Linked DNA regions of Homo sapiens: region 2 is linked to region 1. Evidence: chromatin loops called from intact Hi-C (ENCODE). Cell type or tissue: tibial artery. All regions are shown on one strand. Links, peaks and the distances in the headings refer to the core of each region. The heading gives the core; the rest is flanking DNA. Region 1 has its middle 38 kb from the start of MKX. Region 2 overlaps ODAD2 (outer dynein arm docking complex subunit 2).

Region 1 (2,917 bases), core at 131-2,630:
ATATGCTAATTAGCTCAATTTAACTGTTCCATAATGAATACATATTTTAAAACAACATGTTGGTCGGGTGCAGTGGCTCACACCTATAATCCCAGCACTTTGGGAGGCCAAGCTGGGTGGATCACTTGAGGCAGTAGTTCAAGACCAGTCTGGCCAACATGGGGAAACCCCATCTTTACTAATAATTTAAAAAATTAGCCAAGTGTGGTGGCATATGCCTGTATTCCCAGCTACTCAGGAGGCTGAGGCACAAGAATGGCTTGAACCTGGAAGGCAGAGGTTGCAGTGAGCAAAGATTGCACCACTGCACTTCAGTCTGGAAAACAGAGTGTAACTGTGTCCCCCAAAAATAAAATTAAAATAAAATAAAATAAAATGAAATAAAATAAAATAAAATAAAATACATGCTGTACCCAATACATCTGTACAATTTTTACTTGTCAACTTAAATAAATAATAGATTTATCCTCAGGGCTGAGAAGTCTAGCCTTTCCCAGAAGACTGTTTTAGTTATCTATTGTGACACAACAAATTACTCAGATATCTCCAAATTTAGTAGCTTAGAACGACAAACTTTTATTACTTCACTCAGTTTGTGACAGTTGGAATCTGGGAATTGATTATTTGCATAGTTGTTGTTCCGGATCTTTGATGAGGTTGCAGTAAAGGTGTCAGATGGGGTGGCTGTCATCTGAAGGCTTGACTGGGGCTGGAGGATCTGTTTCCAAAATGGTTCACCAACATGGCTGTTGGCCAGGGACCTCAGTTCCTTGCTGGCTGTTGGCTAAGGGGCTCAGTTCTTTGCTGCCTGTTGGTTGAGGGCCACAGTTCTTTGCTGCCTGTTGGCTGGGGGCCACAGTTCTTTGCTGCCTATTGGTTGGGTGTCTTAGTTCTTTGCTGCCTATTGGTTGGGGGCCACAGTTTCTTGCTACTTATTGGCTGGGGGATTCAGCTCTTTGCTGACCATTGGCTGGGGTCTTCAGTTCTTTGCTGTTGGCTGGGGTCTTCAATTCTTTGCTGGCTATTGGCTGGGGGCCTCAGTTCCTTGCTGTCTATTGGCTGGGGGCCTCAGTTCTTTGCTGCCTATTGGTTGGGTGCCTAAGTTCCTTGATAACTGTTGGCTGGGGTCTTCAGTTCTTTGCTACTTGTTGGGGGCCTCAGTTCCTTGCTGCCTATTGGCTGGGGGCCTCAGTTCTTTGCTGGCTGTTGGCTGGGGGCCTCAGTTCCTTGCTGCATATTGGCCGGGGGCCTCAGTTCTTTGCTGCCTGTTGGTTGGGAGGCCTCAGTTCTTTGCTGCCTGTTGGTTGGGGGGCCTCAGTTCTTTGCTGGCCGTTGGCTGGGGTCCTCAGTTCTTTGCTGACTATTGGTTGGGGGCCTCAGTTCCTTTCTGTCTATTGGCTGGGGCCTCAGTTCTTTGCTGGCTTTTGGCTGGGGGCCACAGTTCCTTGAGGACTGTTGGCTGGGGTCTTCAGTTCCTTGCCATGTGAGCCTCTCCAAAGGGCTGCTCATGACATAGCAACTAACTTCCCCTAAAGAAAGCACTACACAAGAGATCCAGGAGGGGGCTGCACTGCCCTTCATGACTGTCACTTCCACTTGATTCATCAGAATTGAGTCACTAGTTAGGCTCTGCTTCTTGAGAGCTTGTCTGGAGATTCTAGCAGGGGAGTGCAGCTACTCATACACCCTTGACCAAAGAAGGGACCTCCTCTATCAGGGAAGGTCGTCCTCTTTGACCAAGCATGCAATCCATCTCTTGAACAGAGGAGTGGTAAGGAATTTGTGGACATATTTCAGAACCACCACAATTGCCATCAGAGGACAGTGAATAAAGGTGAGGTTCTTTTAGGAAGAAGTGAAGCTGACTGATGAGGAGACACTCATTGTTTTTTCTACCTTCCATTCCTAATTTTCTAGGTTTGTTTATTATTAATTATGCACATTTGAATTTTCCCAAAAATTTTCTCAGTGATAGAAATGTGTTTTTCTACTTTAATATTTTAAGGTGTTTGACCACATAATTAGGTTTTTTTTCTAACATTGAAACACTTTATTATTAATGGGACATACTCTTTAATGTCATTCTGTATGAGTATTTTATACATTGCTGATTTGATTTTGCATCTATGTTCCAGGGTGGAACTAGTTTCTTCTTTAGTCTTCTATTGTACTTGTCCAGTTTTGGTTTCAAGGCTATATTAGCCTTGCAAGATATTTTGGGTAGCTTTTCGTCTTTTTCGGGCTATGCCTAACTGTCTCTCTTGCTCTATGTTTTTGTTATTTTTGCTCAGCTTTTTTTGGCTAGTGGGTATCTTTTTATCTGAAAAATTTGTCTTTCTTAAGTATGGAATTTTCTTCCACTACTTTTTTTCCCCCAATAACCATTTTTAGCCTTTGGCTCCACAAGGAACTCACAGTTTTCATCCCTCTGCTTTATTTAGAGAACTGTTTTTTAGGCTTTATCCTGGTGAAAAATGCCACCATTTCTGTATGATACTAGCCTAGTTCTTCTGCAACATTTTAATCAGGTATCCGTTCAATAGTGTGTGGCTCATGTTGGATCCATGGCCCTGCTGACTCTAGCCTACAGTTCTTGATGGGAAGATGGTAACTTGCTTCTCTGGTAGTCCTCTGCTATATGTGATTGGAGTTAGGAAGGCTGGGCTCTGGTTTCCCCATAAATCCAGTCGTGTTTGCTTTGTGTCCTACAGAAATTCTTCACAGTATTTGGCTTGTTGATGCTATTCTTTGTTGGTTTGCAGCACTGTTATGTATTCATTCCTTCTACTGTTTATCTGTTTTGGAATTTCAATGAGATTTGGGGAGAAAGGGTAATAAATCCACACGTAGTTTTATTCAGTCTGCCATTTAGACTGAAAATTGCTTGCTGCTACACACTGACCACATAAAACTTGAC
Region 2 (2,917 bases), core at 290-2,789, 51 kb after region 1:
GGCTACGTAGAAGAAAAATATTGTAAGTATGTATCTCTCCTCAAATACTTTTTATTTTGTCTTCACATTTGAAGAGTATTTTGATATTAGGATATTATGGTTATGTGTGGGACAAAAAATTGGGGAAAATAGTTCATTGCTTCATTCAACAAATATCTGCTATGTTCTGCTCTGTGGCAGGCACTGAACTAGTTCCTGGAAATGCAGGAGTAGACAAGAAAGGCTTGACTTCCATAGGGGTCTTGCAGTTTACTGAGATGCACAATTATGTTGTTACAATTGGGAAGAAGAGACGTGCAAGTCCTGGGCGACTACAGACAGCAAGGTAAAGGTACACCTCCCTGAAGAACAAGAGCAAATCTGAAACCTGAAAGATGGTTATGAACAAAGCACTGTGTAACATGGGGATTGGGAGAACATTCCAAGCCGAGAAAGGACAGCGGTGAAGGTTCCACATGGCGCCACCTTACAGGGATTTGCAGTGTGTGCAGCACCAAGGTGCTGGCCAGAAGGTGAGTGACATCCAGGCCCTGCTCTGCTCTCCAGCTTGGACATCCCGGTGTGTCACTGACAACCCACCAAAGGACACAAAAGTAGCAGATGATTGCCAAGACAAGTCCTATGAATGCATTGATTTGAGTCCAGGATAAACTGTTTTAACCTAAAAACTCTAAAATGTAGTGATTGAAATAATCTAGGAGGTTGTTTTCCCTGGCGTAACATTATACGTGCATGTGGTCTAGGGCTGGTAGCATCGCTCTGCCACTTTCATTGTGTTGGCCAATCTCAATGAGTCCAAAGCTGCTCCAAAGGCGCTATCCCTTGGCCTTCTGGAATAGACATACAACCCGTGACACCACAGGCATCCCTTACATAGGGCAAGAAACACAAACAGCATGCATCATTTCTCACTTCCCATTGGTGATAACCTAATCATCACACGGCCACACCAAGACTCAAGGGAAGCTGAGAAGCATCTTCTCTGGCTGGCTGCCATGTGCTATCATCAAAGAGGGGAGGATGAAGGTTGGTGGACATCCAGGGGACTGTGCTACGAGGAAGGATGGTGGGGGCAAGGAGTGAGATAACGATGGAGAGGCAGGCAGGGGGCAGATCGTGAAAGGGCTTGTTTAAAGCAAAGGGAAGCCATGCTAGTGTTTTCAAAAGAGCAGTGACAGATTTATGGGTATCTGCTTGCAGAAAAGGCTATTACAGAGAAGGCTTGATTAGGGTAAATACAAGCTGAGGTTTCCTAGTGATTCTCTCTTTTAATTCTCAGATGTCCTTGTTTACCAACAGCCCAAATTCTGCATGCAGAACACACCTAAGTCATAGAGTCTCCAAAGAAATTGCCTGGAAGCTCCGATTTTAATGGAAAGTTTTTCTGTAGTTGTGGATGGAAACCTGAGCTATCCTATATTATGCAGCTCTACACTGTCAGTGACCTTGTGATGTGGCTCTGAGTTTTCACAAGGTCACCCAGGCCCGACAGAACACACAACCGAAGGCGCAGGGGTTGCGGCACAGCACATCCGTACTTGTAGACATCGCGTGGCCCTGCGTCCTGGCAGGGCAGGGCAGAGAACAAAACCACTCTCAAGGCCGGCACAGTCCCACCAGCAGGCCCTTGGAGGAGCGTCAAATCCTGCCACAGACACAGGACCCATCTACATGGCTTCTTGGCCCTGAGGAGATGGGCTGCTGAAGCCAGCACCTCCAATTCTGTCTATAGTGGAAAACAGAGAGGCTGAGGACTGAATACCTGCTGTCTGAGTTGGTTCAATGTACAGGAACGGGACTTTAATTCAGGGAGGTGAGATGTGAGAAAGAGCAACTTCGAAAGTCACCCATCTCACACCTGTAGCCTGAACTTGACAATTCTACTCCTATAACAACAACAACCGCTGCAGCAACATTCAGATACACCCACTGTGAGGCAGGTGTGTTCTCTCTCTCTCTGTACAGTTGATGTCTGAAAAATGTGAGTTAGGGCACCACGCCCTCATACAGTCAAAAACCCACATATAACTTTTGACTGCCCCCAATCTTAAGGACTGATAGCCTACTGTTGCTCAGAAGCCTTAACAATAACATAAACAGTCGATCAACACCTAGTTTGTATATCATGTATATTATATACTGTATTCTTAAAATAAGAGAAGTTTAACAGAGAATAAAATGTTATGCAGAAAGTCATAAGGAAGAAACAGCCTGTCCAACATGGCGAAACACTGTCTGTACTAAAAATACAAAAATTAGCTGGGCATGGTGGCAGGCACTGGTAACCCCAGCTACCTCGGGAGGCTGAGGCAGGAGAATCACTTGAACCCGGGAGGCAGGGGTGGCAGTGAGCCGAGATTGCACCACTGCACTCCAGCCTGGGTGACAAGAGTGAAAATCCCATCAAAAAAAAAAAAAGGAAAAGAAAATCATAAGGAAGAGAAAATACATTTACTATACATTAAGTGGAAGTGGATCATCATAAAGGTCTTCATCCTCGTCATCTTCCCGTTGAGTAGCCTGAAGAGGAGGAAGAGGAAGAGGGGTTGGTCTTGCTGTCTCAGGGGTGGCAGAGTCAGAAGGAAATCTGCATAAAATTGGATCCATGCACTTCAAACTCATGCTGTTCAAGGGTCAACTGTATATATATTCAGTACATATACACAGTTGAATACATATGCATGTATATGTGTGTGTATATAGAAAGGTATTTCATCTTTCCTATAACTCTTTGAGGAAAATATTATCATCCTCATAGAACTGATAAGGACACAGAGACCAGTGGTGCTGGGTGACTTGGCAGCAGAACTCAGGGCCAGAATCCAAACCCAGATCTGCTAACACCAAACACACACTCATTTCCCTGCATCCTGTCTTTTTTACGTCATTAAATAAAAAAGATTTATCAGTTTTCTAA

The links. Hi-C counts contacts between places; a loop is a spot of excess contacts. Peaks named below come from ENCODE experiments on the same cell type or tissue, not always from the same donor. Only the 100,000 strongest peaks of a DNase experiment are listed, where the experiment ranks them.
Region 2: a loop joins it to region 1, with 1.8 times the contacts of the local background. A loop is called at or near these places in 2 of 110 quality-filtered maps.

The regions. Positions count from the first base shown.
Region 1 is chr10:27,782,282-27,785,198 of GRCh38, forward strand. It overlaps the pseudogene RN7SKP132. Among named protein-coding and RNA genes, the nearest start is that of MKX, 38 kb to the left of the region's middle. In tibial artery, for the core only: a CTCF peak has its summit at 1,552 (motif pointing right); no DNase peak of the experiment used is centred there; H3K27ac peaks cover 1,592 bases.
Region 2 is chr10:27,833,521-27,836,437 of GRCh38, forward strand. The region is part of intron 19 of ODAD2 (outer dynein arm docking complex subunit 2); the gene reads right to left. Among named protein-coding and RNA genes, the nearest start is that of MKX, 89 kb to the left of the region's middle. In tibial artery, for the core only: no CTCF peak of the experiment used is centred there; no DNase peak of the experiment used is centred there.